Regions from separate parts of the Homo sapiens genome. Here region 1 is linked to region 2. The links are chromatin loops, found by intact Hi-C in ENCODE. Cell type or tissue: sigmoid colon. All regions are shown on one strand. Each heading gives the region's core, and the rest is flanking DNA. Links, peaks and the distances in the headings are about the cores only.

Region 1 (9,814 bases), core at 580-8,579, 310 kb before region 2:
GCAGCCATTTTATCATCCTGTTGGAGGCTGTGCCAGCAGGAAAGGAAGCTTTGGAGCCACCAGCCCACCCCAGCCTCCCAAGAACCTTGTTGTCTCAGCAAAATTTCAGAACTAGAAAACCTGGAAAGATTAAAGCCCCAAAGAATGCCACAAGTCCCCCAGGAAGAAAGGGAGGCTTTGCTGTGCGTTCCAGTGGTCGACATTCTAAATCATTTTTTATTTCAGCTGCATGTACACTCACCCATCACAGGACCAGTTCTCAGAATAGAGAGGTACCTGTTGAATCATCCACCCTACTTCCTGCCTCGTGTGGGCATGTCTCCAAGTGCTGAGCCATCCGCTTCGCTGCCGTGGCCTGAGATATATCAGGATTTGCAGGCCTGGCGACAGGAGACAAAATAGATTCCCATTTCCTTCAGAACCATTTAGCTAGTTTAGAGAGTGTTTGACTGTTTCAATGGGATGAGCAATAACCAGGCCTCTCCTTGGCTCCTTCTCTCTGCCCCATATGTTTTCTTCTGTTGGAAGCTGGGATTTGGGGTCTTAGGGCCAAAGATAAATACTGATTTTGGCTCGATCTGGCCGCACAGCTGTGGGCTAGTAGGTGCCCCTCTCTGAACCTCAGGCCCCCACTTTCTGCAGCACAGTGTTGTTCTCATCTCTGTTTTTTTTTTTTTTTTTTTTTTTTGAGATGGAGTCTCTCTCTGTTGCCTAGGCTGGAGTGCAGTGGTGCGATTTCAGCTCACCGCAACCTCCATCTCCTGGGTTCAAGCAATTCTCCCCACCTCAGCCTCCCGAGTAGCTGGGATTGCAGGTGCCTGCCACCAGGCCCAGCGGATTTTTGTGTTTTTTAGTAGAGACAGAGTTTCACCATGTTGGCCAGGCTGGTCTCGAACTCCTGACCTCAGGTGATCCGCCCTCCTCAGCCTCCCAAAATGCTGAGATGACAGGCATGAGCCACCGCATCCGGTCTCTCATCTCTTCATACCACATGCCTTGGTTCCCACTGCCCCGGCGGGTGCCTGGAGAGCCTTGTGGCTGGGGCTGAGTGACCGCAAGGTGATATTTAAGGTGGTCTCATGGAGCAGTCTGACATCACTGTAATGCAAGCAGACATCTGGGGAGTCAGACTGACTGAATTTGAATTCCAGCGATTTAAATTTTTACCACTGTTGTGTGACCTTGGGCAAGTTGTGTGACCATTTGAGCCATAGCTTCTTCATCTGTAAAATAGATGGAATCATAGCATGTACCACTTCGGGAGGGAGGGAGAATAGAATTAGGTCAGATTTTATATGTGACATGCTTAAGGCAGTGCCTGGCATGCAAATAAGCCCTTGATACATGCCAGTGGGGTTACTCTGGTTACCAGAAACTTGGAAGTAGGGGCTTTGGCTGGGGCAAGATCTCGCAACATTTAAAAAGCAATCACTGACCGGGCACCGTGGCTCATGTCTGTAATCCCAGCACTTTGGGAGGCCGAGGCAGGTGGATCACGAGGTCAGAAGATCGAGACCATCCTGGCTAACACGGTGAAACCTCGTCTCTACTAAAAATACAAAAAATTAGCCGGGTGTGGTGGTGGGCGCCTGTAGTCCCAGCTACTCGGGAGGCTGAGGCAGGAGAATGGCATGAACCCGGGAGGCGAAGCTTGCAATGAGCCAAGATCATGCCACTGCACTCCAGCCTGGGTGACAGAGAGAGACTCCGTCTCAAAAAAAAAAAAAATAAATAAATAAAAAGCAATCACTGGTCACTCGTGAGGAACCAGGCCCCGAGTTGGTCACTCAGCGTTCAGGTGGAGACCTTGCCATGCTATCAAGTAACCTAGAGTCTATTTTTTTTTTTAAGATGGAGTTTCACTCTGTCGCCCAGGCTGGAGTGCAATGGCACGATCTTGGCTCACTGCAACCTCTGCCTCCCATGTTCAAACGATTCTCCTGCCTCAGCCTCCCGAATAGCTGGGATTACAGGCACCCGCCACCACACCCGGGTAATTTCTGAGTAGAGACTGGGTTTCACCATGTTGGCCAGGCTGGTCTTGAACTCCTGAGCTCAAGTGATCCACCCGCCTTGGCCTCCCAAAGTGCTGGGATTACAGGTGTGAGCCACTGTGCCCAGTCAAGTAACTCAGAGTCTAATGGGGAAAGTAGATGTGGCTAATCCAGGGGCTGCAATACCTATAAAGTCCTTAATCAAATATATTTTGCGTCTATGTTTAAAAAGCAGATTTCACCTAAAAATCTAGTTTTTTGGCTTCTCTTAAGATCTGGCAACACCGGGCTGGCCTTCCTGCGATACGAGAAGAAGCTGGAGCTGAATAGGAGTTGCCCCCTTGGCCAGGGGCTCTCTACTTTGCCTCAGTCCCCACTACTCCCTATTGCACCAGATTCAAACTTCTTCATAGTCATGCATGTTTGCCGCTGGGGCCTGTGGGAGTTTGCTGATAAGTTGCAGTGCAATGCTGTGGGTGCTGTGAGAGCACGATGAGCAATAATAACTCAGCCTTGGGCAGTCAGGAAAAGCTTCCCAAGGGAGGCGAAGTCACAGCTGCTTCTCTATAAAACCTGCAGATGCTGCTGAACACCCTCATCTTTATGGCTCAAGGACATGAATAAAGGACGCAAAGTCAGAGCTCACGAGGAATCTCTGGCATAAAGCGACTGAGGCCCAGTGACTTATCTCGGGTCACACAGCCTGCTGATGGCAGAAGTGGGGCTAGAACTAGGATTACCAACCAGAAACCTTTTTGGACTACTTTCCCTAGAACCAGAGCTGTCAACCAGAAACAGTTCTGGGCCACTCTACCTCCCCTGTCTCTGGATTCCTCGGGAGTTAGGAGGATTTGTACTCTGGAATCTTAGACTTGAGTCCTGTCTCTGCCATTTACTTGCAGTATGACCTCAGATGAGTCACTTCCTTTCCTTGAACCTCAGTTTCCTCATCTGTAAGGTAGAGCTAAGGATTCTGACCTCAAAGGAGTGTTCTGAGGGCCAAACGTTGGGAAAGTGGACAGGAGGCAATCTCAGACATCTCATTAGCTCAAGAGGACTCTAGATACCTGAGGGTCATTATGACTGTTGACAAGTAGCCACCTTCTCCCAAGAGATTTTGTTACCATCTGTTTAACAGTGACCTTGAAGGGGATCCATCCCCCACTTTGCCCTTGCCAGTCCCTTAAAGGAGCACGCATGGCCTTTGGTCAGGCTTGGACCCTGGAAGGGAATGCTTTGGGATTCTCTGACTTTGGGTGTGAACTGGGCCCTGGATGCAGAGCCCAAGGGTTCCCCTCTCCTGGGAGGCTCCAAGGTCACAGCGAGTACTAGGGTAGAGTTGGGAAGGAAGCAGAATTTCCTGGGCAAAAGAAATGTCAATAATTCTTTTGTTTTCTTCAAGGCATCTACCTGCCTATCTGGGGCTCCCCTTAAATCCCATGTCTGTGGCTGGAACTATTGAGACTCTCCTACTTTGAGGAGGTCCCACTGTCCTGAGTTCAAATCCTGACTTTTCTCCTTATTAGTTGAGTGTGACTTTGGTTGGACAAGATTTCAAATTCCTCTAAACTCCAATGTCCTCATCTACAAAATGGGCCTCTTAAGAGTACACATTTGGTAAGGTTTAGTGGGAATTAAGTGAGATTATGTGTGAAAGGGTTTAGCACAGTGTAGAGCTCAGTCAATGCCCGTTATTACTGTGATTGGAAATTAGAATGATTGCCACCCATCGTGTTTGTATAACACTTGACCATTTCTGAACTTATGCTTCTCTTACGCCATTTGATCTTCGCAATGACTCTTTGAGGTGGCCGGTGCAGGGATCATGACCTCATTGCACAGATGAGACAACTGGAGCTCAGAGAAGGCAACCGTCTACTCAAGGTCACACAGCTTGAGTATGGCAGAGTGGCAGAGCCAAGTTCACTTCTTGTTCTTTTTTTTTAAGATGGAGTCCGGCTCTGTTGCCCAGGCTAGAGTGTAGTGGCATGGTCTTGGCTCACTGCAACCTCCGCCTCCCGGGTTCAAGCGATTTCCTGCTAATTTTTGTATTTTTAGTAGAGAAGGGGTTTCACCATGTTGGCTAGGCTGGTCTTGAACCCCTCACCTCAAGTGATCCACCCGCCTCGGCCTCTCAAAGTGCTAGGATTACAGGCGTGAGCCACCACACCTGATCTCAAGTCTTCTGAGATGAAGATTAAACAGCACCTTCCACAGGGTCAGACCGGACGAGACAAGACCAGGCTTTGACCACGTGGTTGGGTTGTTCCCTGGGTGCTTCATATCTCCCAAAAACTCCTTGATAGAAATAATCCACAATGCTGTTTCAAACCCTTTTTGCCTCTGTTTATGCTCTGAGCCTGTACCACCTCTAGGGGCGAAGAAACTTCTCCTTTCTCCGTGGCGTCAAACGGACTTTTCCTTGTATTTGTCCTAAAGGGACCTCAGCAGCCCCTCCCCGTTGGGTCCGTCAAAGCACTCTGCCAGAAGGTCTGTGTGTTCTTCAGTGTGGGCACATGATGGCGCTGCTCCACAACGCATGAAAAATCAGGCCCAACCCACCCCTCACCCCCCGCCCCCCGGACTGCATTTCAACGCATCAAAGATCAATTAAACACCTACTATGTGCAAGTGACTGTGATTGCTCCGGGGAGGGCTTCAGTTATTCAATACTGTTATGTTTAGCTATATTAATAATAGCCGTAATAACATCGGTACAGGGCTTCATAGTTTATCGAGCAATTTACGTGGATTATCTGGTTCTATCTGCCAAGCAGTCCTGATGCGTTAGATCGGGTGGGTCTTTCTGTCCCACTTGAGGAGGAAACTGAGGCACGGAGGGTGACAGAACTTATGTAAAGGCACGGGGGAGAGAGGCACATGGTAGGCATTTGATGAATTATAGGTGGTGGATGGAATGAGGCAGACCCAGGCATCTATCTCCTCCAGGTTGTTATTCATCAGTGAGGGCCGGGATTGTATCTTATTTGTCTTTCCATCCCCACTCCTAGCACGGCTTCTGATTGAGGGCTTCCACAGACCTCTGTGGCAGGGAGAGGAGAGGCAGGGGGATTCCCTGTAGGCTGCAATGCCGAACAGCTCCTGGAAGGCTCTCTGAGGGTGTGCAGGCTGAGAGAGGTGGCTTCTGGGCTGGAGACTGCAAAGAGAGGAGGTCACTGCCTTCACCGTGTAGCATTTGCAGGACATGAATGACTCACCGTAATTCAGCTCCTGAAGGCACCAAGTAGCTGAGTGGTCAGGATGATTCATTCATTCATTCAACAAACGTTTTCTGAGTGCCTGTTACATGCTAAGCATTAAGAATGCAGGTATGCAAACACAGCCTCTGTCCCCCTGGAGCTTCCAGAGCAGTGGAGGAGATGGAGGGCAAAGAGCTAGCAATGCGGTTTGGTTTGAGTTGCCCAGAAGTCTGTACTGAGTGCCACGGGGTAACCAAGTCTAGTGGCACAGTGTGAAGGCTACAAGAGGGGGAGATGTTTTGCAGGATTTGAAGGATGAAATGAATTTGCAGATAACCAGACAAAGAAAGGTGCATGAGGACTGGGGGAAGGAAAGCATCAGGGGCAGTGGGGTATGTACGGGCAGGAGCTGTCAAAGGGCGTCAGTCATGTGTTTGAGGATGGGTAACAGATGCAGTAGGAAAGACAGTGGTACCAGCAGGGAGGGCCTTGAAAGCTATTCTGAGGACTGTGAATTGCATCTTGTATTTGTCAGGGAATCACCATGCTGGGAGCTCTGCTAGGAGCTCAGAGTTCCATGGAGAAGGTGGGCAAAGAGAGGCCCATCACTCATGTTTACTGAGCCTTGACTATTTCGTGGTGCTAAGCACTTCTTGGGCCTTGGTTTATTGTCTGTCTTATAAGGCAGGTACTGTGATCATCCCCATTTTATACACGAGTAAACTGAGACTTGGGATACTGACATAAGTTTTTCCCAAGGTCATAAAACTGGTACTAGTGGAGTCAGGACTTGTCTTTTTTGTTTTTTAATGGTCACCTTTACTAAAGCTGAAGTGTATGGGTTTTTCACGGATGGGGTACAAAATTCAAAAGGCTCAAAAAGTCCCAAGTGAGGTTGCTCTTCTTTTTTTTTTTTTTTGGGATGGATTCTCGCTCTGTTGCCCAGGCTGGAGTGTAGTGGGATGATCTTGGCTCACTGCAACCTCTGCCTCCTGGGTTCAAGCGATTCTCCTGTCTCAGCCTCCTGAGTAGCTGGGACTACAGGCACATGCCACCACGTCTGGCTAATTTTTTTGTATTTTTTAGCAGAGACAGGGTTTCACCATGTTGGTCAGGCTGGTCTTGAACTCCTGACCTCGTGATCTGCCCACCTTGGCCTCCCTCCCTCCCCAGAGGTGACTACTCTTACACTTTCTTGTGTTTTTTATTTTCTAGAGACTTTGCCTGTTTGTTTTGTGAGAGGTGTTTTATATAGACATAAGCACAAAAAGCAAGACAAGACAAGTGCCTGTTAACTACAAACATGGGCTTTGGGAAGAGCCAGTGTGGGTTTAGATCTTGACTTTTTCTGAGAGCCTGACAAGTGTCACCATTAAATGCTGGTTTGGACAAAGGGTGGGCGGGCTTGGAGGGTGGGATGAGGATGGCAGGGGGTAGGGACGTGGACATCAAGAGGTCTGTGTGCACAAGTGTGACTGTGTGGGCCTGGACTGGGGGTGAGGTGATCAGATGGGGACAGGAAATGGGGACTGCAGAGGCCTGGTGAGAGACAGAGCAGGGACGAGGCAGGGGAGAGCGGCTGCTGCGGGGCTGTCATAGCCGGCAGGCGTTTGGCAGGGCAGAAGGCACAGTAAGAGGAAGAGAGGCAGCCTGCGGGCTTGGCTTGGGACAGCCTCTCTAAGGCTCGTGCTGACTCTCGAGCAGTTCCAGCTCAGCAGGCCATGCACACGAACCAGGAAGCTGGGTGGACTGGGCTGGGAAGGAGGCCATGGGCTCAGGAGCCCGGGAGATCTGGTCCCAGTGCCCAGTGGGGATTCTGGGCAAGCCAATTCCTCTCCAGGCATCTGTGCGGGTCAGCGCCACACGGAAGCCCCTCGTCCCTGTTGATCTTCACTGTAGAGGGAGAGGCAGGGAAAGGCTTGGGAGATGCCGGGCTGGGATGGGCTAGGGGCTTGGAATGCCTGCCCAGAGGTTTTCAGGGCGGCATCTCAGCAAGTGTCCACAGTGTGCAGAGCTCTCCCAGGCAGGATGGGCACCTATACATGCATGCATATGTGTACTTTACATGTTATATGTAATACAATGTAATACATGTTATTTTGCTCGGTTCCCACTTCCCCTTTTAGAAGCCAGTTGATATATAATGAGTTGGTGTCCTCCCATTCTTTTTGATGCATTGAGGATCCTAAGTCTGTGCCCCAGTCCCCATAGTCTGTTCACTTCCTGGCTTCCTGGAAGAACAAAATGTCCCCGCCTCCTCTCGTTCTTTCCCTGCCCCACTCCTAGAATCAGCTGTTTTTCTAAGGAGCCCAGGTTTTCTTCCCTGAGAAATGCTATTTGGGTGGGGGAGAGGGAGGGAAGCAACAAGCTGTGGGGGAAGAGCCTCGATCTGGGCAACCCCTTTGCTCTTGTGACCTCGAGCAAGTCCCTCGGGGCATTAGGGGACCAGTTATGTCCTTTCTAGACTCACCTGAGGCCAAGAAGATGTGGGAAACATCCATCCTGTGTGCCTGCGGTCTGGAAAGGCACAGCCCCAGCTCTGCCCCTGTGTGGCTGTGTGATTCTGGGTTTCTTAACCTCTCTGAGCCTCAGAGTCCCCATCTGTGAGATAGGAATAACATGAGGCTTTTTTTTTTTTTTTTTTTTTTTTTTAAGACAGGGTCTTACTCTCTTGCCCAGGCTGAAGTGCAATGACATGATCATAGCTCATTGCAACCTTGAACTCCTGGGTTCAAGTGATCCTCCCGACTCAGCCTCTCAAAGTGCTAGGATTACAGGCATGAGCCACTGCATCTGGCACGTGGACATTTCTGACTTATCTCAACTAGGGAAGGTACTCAATAAATGCTAATTCCCTTCTTCCTCCCCTTAATTATTTGACTTCAGTACCCCAGGAAATGAGGACTGGGATATTGGATGGTTTGGGAGAGGAGGAAAGAGGTGTCCAGGGAAAAGGAAGAAATTGGGAAATAGAAGACCACGGACAAATAAAAGAGGAGGGGTTAATTCAGAATAGGGAAGACGGGCCAGGCGCAGGGGCTCACACCTGTAATCCCAGCACTTTGGGAAGCCGAGACAGGCGGATCACGAGGTCAGGAGTTCGAGACCAGCCTTGCCAATATGGTGAAACCCCGTCTCTACTAAAAATACAAAAATTACCTGGGCGTGGTGGCACTCAACTGTAGTCCCAGCTGCTCAGGAGGCTGAGGCAGAAGAATCGCTTGAACCTGGGAGGCGGAGGTTGCAGTGAGCTGAGATCGTGTCACTGCACTCCAGCCTGGGCAACAGAGCAAGACTCCATCTCAAAAATAAAAAAAAAGAAAAGAAAAGAATAGAGAAGATGATTTTAATCATCAGAGCTTTCCAATAAAGGCAGGCTCTGGCTGCTTGGGGGAGGTTGAGAGCCTCCTGTCATTAGAGGTATGCAAGTAGAGGCTGAGGGATTGTGAGCCACACAGATGTGTTTGTGAGGACTCGCAATGGCCAGGAGGTAGATTCCTTCACTCAGCAAACTTTGGGAGAGGGCTGTCCTTGCCTGGTCCTGTAATGGGGCAGGGAAGCCAAGGTGAATAGGACACCATCCCTGGCCCCAGGGAGCGCCCAGCCCAGGAAATAAGCAAATCGCTGAGATCCTTTTACTCTGCAGTTCTGTGCTTTGAAGCATCCAAGCCTTGGAGGGAGTTGGCTGGGGATTTTCAGTGTGCGCCTTTTGGTATTGATCCACTGAAGTTGGAGCTGGCTGGGGAATGGCAGGAGGACGCCGCAGTGTTATTAGTGCGGAGGACACGCTGTAATCTGTCAGTGTCACCCCGGTTGCAGCTGGCCAGGAACCATCCTGCTGTTAACGCCTCCCTTCCCAGCAGCCATGGAGCACACAACTTGTACAGCACCTGCCAGTGCCTCCACCTCTCCTTGTAGGAGGGAGAGTGTGGATATTTATTCTTTTTCTGCATCTCCCTAGCATGAGTCCTCGTCTCCAATCACACTAATTTATTCAGTGTTTTCCAACACACCTTGGGCATTCCTACCTCTGTACCTTCAGTTACCAGAATTCCCTACCAGCGGTGGTCACTCCTGTCCATTCATCCATCCACCTGTCCATCCATCCAATCATCCATCCATCCACCCACCTATCCATTCAATCATCCATCCATTCATCCGTCATCCATCCATCCCCCCATTCATCCATTCAATCATCCATCCATCCATTCATCCATCCACCCACCCACCTTCCATCCATTCAACTTTGCAATCCGCTTCAGTTCAATTCAATTCAATTCACCTTTATTCAACTCATAAGGTTACTGGGCTTTGCCATGTACCACACACATGTGATAAGTGAGGCATGCCTCTGCCCTCAAGGAGCCCATGGGAAGAATCCTCCCCATTCTCCATGGCCAGCTTTGCATCTCACCTCTGTTAATCCTTTGCCATGCCCTTCAGCAGAAGCAACGGACTCTGAAGGGCTGTCCTGTGAGGAGAGTTCAGTTCTGGCTTTCATGAATTGCAGAGGACAGAGCTCAGACAAGGAGAGAGGCAAAGGGTGGGGAGGAGGTGAGAGTGAGATGAGCTAGTGGGACGGGGATTTTGGCTTTGTGGAGGGAGCTGCTTCCAGTTAGC
Region 2 (9,470 bases), core at 1,420-9,419:
CCATTCCTTTGTAGTTAATATTTGGAGGCACGACTGATTTTTGAATATAGTTTCATGCAGATGCTGGTCAGCCTGGAGCCACACTTTTCTGCTGGCTGTAGATTTTTCCCCTTTTGATGCCTTTAGGAAAATCAAATTCCAACATGTCTGTGCTGGATAAACTGCAGCTAGAGGAGCCCTCCTTTCCTGGGGCACTTTCAAAGGCAGTGGCATCTTAGCAGCATCAGGAACCAGAGGTAGACCCTCAGGGAGGAGGCAGCCCTCAGGCAGCTGCTCTGCCTCACCCCTCACCCAGGATTCACCTTCCTGAGCTCTTTTTAACTGTCGCAAGGTAGTCTCTTTGCTGTTAACTCTGGTGCAGCGTCCACACAGACCTGCTTGCTTTTATAAATAAAGTTTTATTGGAAGATAGTCATGCACATTCAACTATTTATTGTTTATGGCTGCTTTTGTGCTGTGACAGCAGAATTCAGCAGTTGTGACAGAGACCAACTCCCTGCAAAGCCTAAACTATTTACTATCTGGCGTTTTTTAGAAATTATTTTTCAGCTGGGTGCAGTAGCTCACACCTGCAATCCCAGCACTTTAGGAGGCTGAAGCAGGTGGATCACTTGAGGCCAGAAGTTTGAGACCAGCCTGCCAACATGTTGAAACCTCATCTCCACTAAAAATACAAAAATTAGCGGGGCGTGGTGGCAGATGTCTGTAATCCTAGCTACTCAGGAGGCTGAGGTATGAGAATGGCTTGAATCCGGGAGGCAGAGGTTGCAGTGAGCTGAGATTGCACCACTGCACTCCAGCCTAGGTGACAGAGCGAGACTCCAACTTAAAAAAAAAAAATGAAAGAAAGAAAATGAAAAGAAAGCATTTGCCAATCCCTGCTCCAGTGTACTGGGTAGGGTACAGGTTCAGCTGCTGTAACAAGCATCAAAGAATCAGCTGCTAAAACACAATAGAAATTTCTTTCTCCCTGAAAAATCTGAACAGAAGCAGGGTCAGAGATCCAAGCTGTTTTGTTGCTTAACTGTTCTCCATAGCTGGCCTCTCCAGCCAGCTGGAAGGGGAGATGGGAAATGGAAGATACACCTTCTGTCTTTCACGACACAGCCTGATAGCATGTCCATGGCCTCCCCTCCCATTCTATTGGCCAGCAACTGGTCACATGGCCACAGGGAGCTGCAAGGTAGGCTGGGAAATGTTCTCTTTAGCTGGGTGGCCATGAGTCCAGCCACAACTCAGGGACTTTATCACTAAAGGAGAAAGGACAGAGTGGATCGTAGGGGATATTAGCAGTCTCTGCTACACCTTATCAAGAAGAATAAAGACAGAGTGCACAGGGGAAGGATTTGGCATTCCCTGCAGAGTATTAGAAAAAAATTTGTAACATGCTCAAATGAAGTAGGTATCAATAACGGATATAAAATACCTCCTTCTTCCACTTCCTCCCTCAAATATTTATTAAGCCCTCATTTATATTAGGCTCTATTTGGATGCATTTTGCAGATAAATAACCTGAAGCTCGGAGTGCTTGAGGGAGATGTCTGAGAGTTCATAGCCAAAGAGTGAGAGCTCTTTCTGCCTTATTGCCTTGCTTCCCTTGGGACACCCTGGGGCTGGGAGCTGGGCCTTGCAGCCTGCTAGGCTGGCTAGGTTTGGTGACACAGAAAGCAAATGAATAATTTTTAAAGTGAGAATTCTATAAAGGAGACTGCTTGAACAGATTCTGTTAGACTGAAAAGGCAGAAGGAGACACCGAGGTCACCAGAGATAGAAACTTCAGGAAGCAGCCATCACCCCTGCGGCTGTGGGAACGGAAGGAAGAGAGCGGGGTTACGCTAGCCTGGAAGCTTGGAGGAGGAGACTTAGACCTGCGGGGAGGAGCTGGGACTCAGAACTGCAGACCTCTGAGGAGGGGGTGGGGTGAGACTGGCTCTGGGAATGTGAAAAAAACTAAAACCTAGAATCAACTGCTGCTGGGCCAACATGGCTTCCAGGGCAGGGCAGTTGGGTCCCGCCTGCAAAGAGAAAGAAGCAAGCCCCTCCTTCCTCTCCCATCCTTCCGGCCTCCCTCCAGCGCCCCCTCCTGGCCAAGGGCAGCGGAAATCAGCCAGCAAAGCAGAACAAACAGGGTTTTGAGTCCCAGCTCGGGCACCACAAAGCAGAGGGTAGAAGAAAGGTTTGGAGCTGGGAGAAAATCATTTAATAACCAGCCCCAAGGCTATGACTCATTTAGACCCCCAGTCTGTGCAGACCTGGGGCCACTGCCTCTGAGCCAGTGCACACCGGGTACTCTGGAGCCTCTGTCTTCTGATACATGGGTCAGGGGGAATGCAAAATGATTCAACCACTTTGGAAAACAGTTTCCTTCTTTTTGTTTGTTTGTTTGTTTGTTTGTTTGTTTGTTTGTTTGTTTTTAGACCGAGTCTCGCTCTGTCGCCCAGGGTGGGGTGCAGTGACGCGATCTCAGCTTGCTGAAATCTCTCCTGGGTTCAAGGGATTCTCCTGCCTCAGCCTCCCGAGTAATTGGGATTACAGGTGCCCACCACCATGCGTGGCTAATTTTTGTATTTTTAATAGAGATGGGGCTTCACCATGTTGGCCAGGCTGGTCTCGAACTCCTGACCTCAGGTGATTCACCCACCTCGGCCTCCCAAAGTGCTGGGATTACAGGCGTGAGCCACCACACCCGACCTGGAAAACAGTTTTCCTATAAAGTTAAATATGCATCTACCATATGACCCAGCAACTCTCTCTTAGATATTTACCCAAGAGAAATGAAGGCACATGCTCACTCAAACATTTATGCTTGATGTTTGTAGCCCCTTTGTTTTAACAGCCCCAAACTGGAAAACAAAAAAAAAACCCTAATGTTTATGAACTTGTGCATGGAAAACAACTTATGTTATATCCATACAATAAAATACTACTTGACAATAAAAAGAATGAATACCGATGTACATATCAACACTCATGAATTTCAAAAGCGTTATACTATGTGAAAAAAAACAGGCACAAAAGATCACATACTCTGTGGTTTTGTCCGAAATTTCAGAAATGGCAAAATACTGTGATAGAAAGTGGATCAGTCATTGCCAGGGCCTGGGGGTAGGGGAAGGAGATTGGCTGCAAAGTGTCCTGAGGGATCTTTTGAGATAATGGAAATGTCCTATATAATGATTGTGGTGCTGGTTACACAACTGTCCAAACCCATGGAATTGTATACTTTCAGTTGGTAAGTTTTACTGTGTGTGAATTGCACCTTGATAAAGCTGATTTTTTAAAAATTGAAGTAGAACGCTGTTAGAAGTGGTGCTTCCTCCCCTTGTTTCTAATGCCACCCTCTTGCAAGCCCATATCCAAGTAGTGGACCAAGGCATCTTATAAAAACATAAATTCAATCATATCACTCCTTGTTTAAAACACTTGAATGGTTTCTCTTTCCTCTTTGAATGAAATCCTGAGAATCACCATGACTTACAAGCCTATCTGTCCTGCTCACTGACCCTGACATTTGGAGGGCCTAGAGCAATGGGACAGAGGCCCATGTACCACGATTCTAAATATGTACAGTTAGGAATCAAGCCAATCAACTGCTAAAAAGTAAGTTCTATCCTTCTTTGATAAATGTACCTTCATGATAAACTGGAAGGCCAGGTTCAAATGTAGAGTTTGGAGTTCTGTCCCAGAATGTAAGGTTAACGAAAGGCAGACGCTAGACTATAGCCTACTGCCATTGCCTTTCCACCCCCGGATCCATCTGAAACCTCCAGGCTACCTGCCAGGCCGCTGTAGACATTTGTGTCCATAACCTCTGGGGACCAAAGACAGCACTGGAGATGGAATCAGAGAAACTGGATGTGAAACATGTATCTCTTGGTTTTCCCCAAATTGTACTTGATTCTGTATGTGTGTACATGTTTGAGCATGGGTATGCATGCACGTGTATATTTGCATGTGTGTGCATGCATGTATGTGCATTTCTATATGCCTGTGTGTACATGCATGTGTGTGCAGGTGTACATGTACATGTGTATATGTATGTGTCTCTGTGTACATGCCTATGTGTGCATGTGTATATGTACATGTGTATGTGTATATGTGCCTGCGTGTGCATGTGTATATATGCCTGTGTGTGCATGCATGTGTATGTGTTTATACATGTTTGTGCATGTGTATGTGTGCCTGCGTGTGCATGTGTATATGTGCCTGTGTTGTGCATGTGTGTTTATTTATGTACCTCAACAGCAGTGTGAGCTACCTGAGGGCAGCAGTTGTGCTGAATTCATCTCAATATCCTTTCTACCTGGTGCAGAGTGATACTAGATGAATGCTTGTGGAGTGAATAAATGAATGAATGAGGGCCAGTACAGCAGTTATTAAGTGTGGGTCTTGAAGCCAGACTGATGTGAGGTCCAAATCTTACTCTGCCGGTCATTAAGCAAGCCGCTTTGGTTTATTTTCCTAATCCCGTAAAGCCTGGGTTTCCTTATCTCCCGGTGGGGATAAGAATACCACTATTTTATGGGGGTTGGTGTGAGGATTAGGTAACAACAATCAGAGCCAACATGGACCAAGCCAGGCTGTGGGCCAGGCACTGTACTAAGGGCTTTGCAAATGCTAGCTCTCGTGCTCCTCCTGGCAATTTCACGGTGTAGGGGTGGTTACACAGTCAACTCTCAGAGTGACTTGGCTGTTACCGTATTTATGATGGTGGAGAGGAGATTCAGGATTCTTAGCCCCTGGGGGAAGCTTCCCCTGAGTGCAGCTCAGATTCTGGCTGATAGGGCTGTCTGGAGAGGTTGTCTGAGCCAGCAGGCTGCGCGCTCTGCCTGGCCAGCTGCAACTTGACTCTCGACTTGGCCGGGTCCTTCTAGTGCGGCTTATAGCATTCAACCTCCTCTAGGTGGCGCTGCGGAGCGGGGACTCGGCTGCTGATCGCGGCGCCCCCTGGCGGTCTGTTCCCGTCAACATTTAGATTAAGCGCAGAGCCGGTTCCGCCAGGGAAGTGCGCGTCCCGGTGCCCCCGCGTGATGAGAGCGGATGACAGATTGCGGGAAAAAGTTAGAATGTAACGTTAGTTGTATGACAGAGAGGACCAAGCTGTGCAGCAGAGGGAGACAGAAAAGGGAGGGACCAAGCCACAGCAAGGAATGATCGTCAATAACATTAACGTCTAGAATTTATTGACCACCTGCTATGCGCGAGCCACTGTCCTAAACATCTGGTATTCATTCCCTTAGTTAACACACCTCTAGTAAGTGCGTGTCTCAAGAACAGTGTCTGTGTTTCATTTAGGGCCTAGCACACAGTGGGTGTCTGGCACATAGTAGGTTCTCAACACATTTGGAAATGAATAATACAATAATCCTGCAATTTTTCTCTCCAATTAATAATGTAGAGGCAAATATTATCTCCATTTAGAAAACTGAACAATGGTCGGAGAGTTTGCACAACTAATGCGTGACACAGCGAGGGCACACGAGGTTTAGACCCAGCTCAGCCGTGTGCCAGGGCTTCTCAGAGAAGAGAAGACCCTCTGCCTTCAGGGAGTTTGCTGTCTAATTGGCCACGTCTACACCCTCCCTGCCTGGGTGGCATGCCAGGGATGGCTATTTATGGCTCAGGGAGGAGGTCCAGTGAAGTTCCCCTCATAAATTATAAAGGGAGACACATGTGGGTCAAGATTGGGGAATTCAGTGTGTGAGGGATCCCCAGGAATCTTACACTGTCCAATCAGGGATTTTCCTTCTCTTACCCTGGAGAGTGGCTGATGTAGGCAGTGGGGATTTGCTGAGTACCTATAATGAGCTCTCAAGGGTATCTCCTGGTCCTGTAGAAGAGGCTCACCTCCTCCCTATCACAGAGTTCCAGTTCCTATGGCTGGAGCTCTCAGCCCCAGCCGCTGGCTGCTCAAAGGAGAGTTTCCTCATGTCCAAAATGGGGGCTATGGTTTATCTTGTATACCCCAGCACCTGCATGAGGAAGGACTGAAAAGTGCTGTGCACTTTTGTGATTCGCACATCCAGTCCCCATTCAGGCTCTGGGGATCCCCCAGGCATGGTCTTGGTGTATTAGACTTTTTCCTGGAGATGTGATTATGAATGGGCATTAGTAAGTGGTGTTATGCAGAGATGCCCTTCTCTGAATGGCCTCTGGTATTTGTTTTTTGAGTTCTTGAGAACATATATATTTTTTGGTATTCCATGGTCTTTATCATTGTCAGGCTGTCACTGAACTGTCGCTTGCATTTGGCTGCCCCTGGTAATTTTCTTCCTTCCCCTAACTCACTGCTTCAAGTTCTTGAGTTGGCAGGAAGAGAGGACCAGGCTCCTTTTATATTTCTTCTGTGAATAAAATATGCCAGTGTCAATGCATAGACTTTGAGCTATCAATTCTAACCATTCAATGGCTTTTCTCTTTTTTTGGTTTATTCACAGGCTGTGGGATGTGGAGGTTATCAAAAATCAGGTCTCCATAAGTGAGAGGTCACTTCAGGCATTTCTTTGCACTTATCCAAAAAAGATTCCATCCATACTTGTTTAATGGAACGTGTGAAGAGCTTGGCTCCTCTTCCAGGTCATCCCTCTGCCTCATTCTCCCCCTGCAGCAGGAGCAGCAAGAGCCCGGTTCTGGAGTGGGAGTAGAAGGTACAGGCATTGCTGCAGCGGCAGGACAGGAGCCCATTGCTGACAGAGTGCCTGGCCTCAAATTACACTGTATCAGAGCTCGGGCATAAAATTGGCAGCAGCGTTCTGTGTATGAGGAGACAGAGAAATACCTGTATTCAGCAGAACCACGGGCAGGGACAGAAGAAAAGGAGAGAAAGAGGGGAGGAGGGGAAGAGCTGGCCCGTCGCGGGCTCTTCCCTGGACATCTTTGTCCCCCAGGTGCAGAGGTGGCTTCCCAGTGGCTGAGTCAGGGCCACAGGAGGTTTCTTGGGGGGTTGGGGGGGCCGGGGTTTGGAGGGCAAGCCATGAAAATACCTGGGAAGGTAAACTTGAGGGCTTAACCCACCTGAAACACACACATACAGATATACACACTGAAAACGATTAAAAAAGGAATAAGAAATGTCCATGTGTCTAGGCACTTTTATACAGTTTTCTATTAATTCCTACTACAACTCCATTAGGCAAGACTGTTTCACAGATTGGTGAAGAAGAAAGGTTCAAAAAGGACATGTTATCTTGCCTGAGTTCACCTATTATAAATGTACTTGTGTTTATACTCATTTGTCACCGACTGCAACCTAAACATCTAAACACATTCTCTCACAGCCACAATGCCACCACTATACACATTATATGGTCTTTTATAGACACAACACAAATGCACTTACACTTGCCTATGCGAGCTGTATGTGTTTATACACAAATATGTGTTTCCAACTATAGGCATATACTACACACACAGTTTACACAATCACCTACAAATTCTGTATCATGCTTGCTTGCTAAAATTGTTTTGCCACTTCCTGTCCTTCCTGACCAACTGTAGGCCAATGTCCTCCTCTTCCCTCAGTTATGGCTGTGTGCTTGCACCTGTTGGTACTTACAGACACCTGCACTAATAACCCTGCTCTGTGTTTCATTTCATCCTCTAGCCTGGGAGCCCCGAGACACCAGCAACTCATCAGACTTATTGTTTGTATTATTTCTAGTTCTTTGGGTGTGAATTCTTCATGATGTGGAGGCTCTGAGCTGTCTTTCACAGCTCACGATTTGTAGTTTTGGTCTGTGAGTTGACAGAGTAGGCCCTGCAGAGTCACTGACTCCAAGCTGTTTTTATATAATGCCTCAGCTTAGGATTTCTGCACCACGTGGGTAGCTTATATCGGGGCCTTACACCAGTGCAGAGGGCAGGCTTGAGGCTGATCTGGTACACACGTCCCTTGTTCCACCCATGGACTGTGAGAGGACCTCAGCTCCTGCCGTGACTCTAGGCTGATGGCTGAGAAACTCTGTTCCCATAATCAGTTCTGACACCCACTTTACACTGAGAACTCAGATTTGACTTTCTGCTAACAGCAGGACCTGTGGCCTGTACCTAGTCCCAGATTTGGCATTAAAATCTCAGCCCAACAATGCATATCCAATCTTGGTTTTCCCATGGGCTGTTGGCCACGTTCCTCTCCCCCTGGTATAGATTCCTGACCCCTCTCTTTGATCCTACCTAAAAATTATGCTTTCTTGTTTTTTTTAGCTGGGACTTGTATGTTTAAAGTAGTTTAAAACAACTTTCTGCTCTGCATGTATGAATACGAGTGTGTGAGCGTGTGTAGCTGGCAGGGAGTTACTGGGTGTGGCTGTGCCAATGACTCCTGTGGACCTCTTCTCAGAGAAGTCCCTTCAGAATCAAATACCCATACCTGTTAGGAGCTGCAGTCACTGACTGGCAGCGTTTCATTCATTCACTGAATATTGGTTGAGCACTTGCAATGTGCCAGGCACGCTGCTAGCCAAGGAGGCAGTCATTAAACATACAGATAAACAAACAAATGTGAGATGACAATAGTTATGAGTGCTCTGCAGTAGACGTGCAGGGACCTGTGAGAGAATGTAGTAGGGAGGGCCTTAATTTAGGGTGTGTGGTCAGGGAAGGCCTCGCTAAAGATGTAGCTTCTAAGCTGAGATGCAAAGGAGGCAGTGAAGAGCTTTTTCCAGCAGAGGGAACACCATGAGCATAGGCCTTGGGGCGGACGTCTTAGAACATTCTAGAAACGGAAAGGAGGCCAGTGAGAAAAAGGGAGCTCAGGAGCAGAGGCTGGGGAAGGCTGCAGGGCCTCAGGGGCATTGGAGGCAGGCAGGGCAAGGACTCTGGACTTTATCCTGAGCACAGGGTGATGGGGCAGGAGAGTTTAAGCAGGGAGGGTGAAACTCACTCTGATTGGCAGCCCTGTGAAAGAGGATTGGCTGGGCATGGAGATCTAAGGATGAGGAAAGGATATCCCAGAGTGCCAGGGCGCGCAAACCAAACTTCACACTCTAGGAAGACAGAGGCCAGAGGAACCAGGAGGGCTTCCTGGAGGAGGTGGCATTTACTCTGGGCCTAAGAGATCACAGGAAAATGGAGGCCAGCATTCTAGGCCTGGGGAAGAGTTTGGGCAAAGGCTTGGCAGTAAGAGAATAAAGGTGGGGCTTGATGGGCCAGAGGATAAGTGACTCCTCAAGGTCACAAGACACCCTGATGGCTGGGACCCCATCTCTGATGGAGCAAGGCTTCTGATACCCAACTGAGGCTTGGCGCCAAGGACTGACATCAAGGAAGTGGATTCCTGCAAACCTGGCACCCGAGGGTCCACTTCCTCAATTTCTGTGCAGCTGGGAGGTGAGGTAAGAGGAAGTGTGGGCCACAGGCTAGGCCCAGAGAGCCTGGAGGAGGAGCCTCTGCCAGACTGGAGAGAAGCAGGCCTGAGCCTCCCCAAAGGCAGCTCCTGGGGACTCCCAGGACCACAGGCTGAGACGAGACGC

What was found. Hi-C counts contacts between places; a loop is a spot of excess contacts. Peaks named below come from ENCODE experiments on the same cell type or tissue, not always from the same donor. Only the 100,000 strongest peaks of a DNase experiment are listed, where the experiment ranks them.
Region 1: it touches region 2 in a loop (6-fold over the local background); 67 of 110 quality-filtered maps call a loop at or near these places.

What each region holds. Positions count from the first base shown.
Region 1 is chr22:36,541,931-36,551,744 of GRCh38, forward strand. No RefSeq gene overlaps it. Among named protein-coding and RNA genes, the nearest start is that of EIF3D, 18 kb to the left of the region's middle. RefSeq lists a silencer at 2,472-2,766. In sigmoid colon, for the core only: a CTCF peak has its summit at 4,493 (motif pointing right); DNase peaks (open chromatin) are centred at 4,491 and 6,882; H3K27me3 peaks cover 2,643 bases.
Region 2 is chr22:36,851,615-36,861,084 of GRCh38, forward strand. NCF4 (neutrophil cytosolic factor 4) reads left to right here and starts at 9,392. Exons shown (of 10, transcript NM_000631.5): 1 at 9,392-9,470. All of the region lies in intron 1 of NCF4-AS1 (NCF4 antisense RNA 1), which reads right to left. In sigmoid colon, for the core only: CTCF peaks have their summits at 2,126 (motif pointing left), 4,949 and 5,150 (motif pointing right); DNase peaks (open chromatin) are centred at 2,057, 4,907 and 9,297; H3K27ac peaks cover 1,768 bases.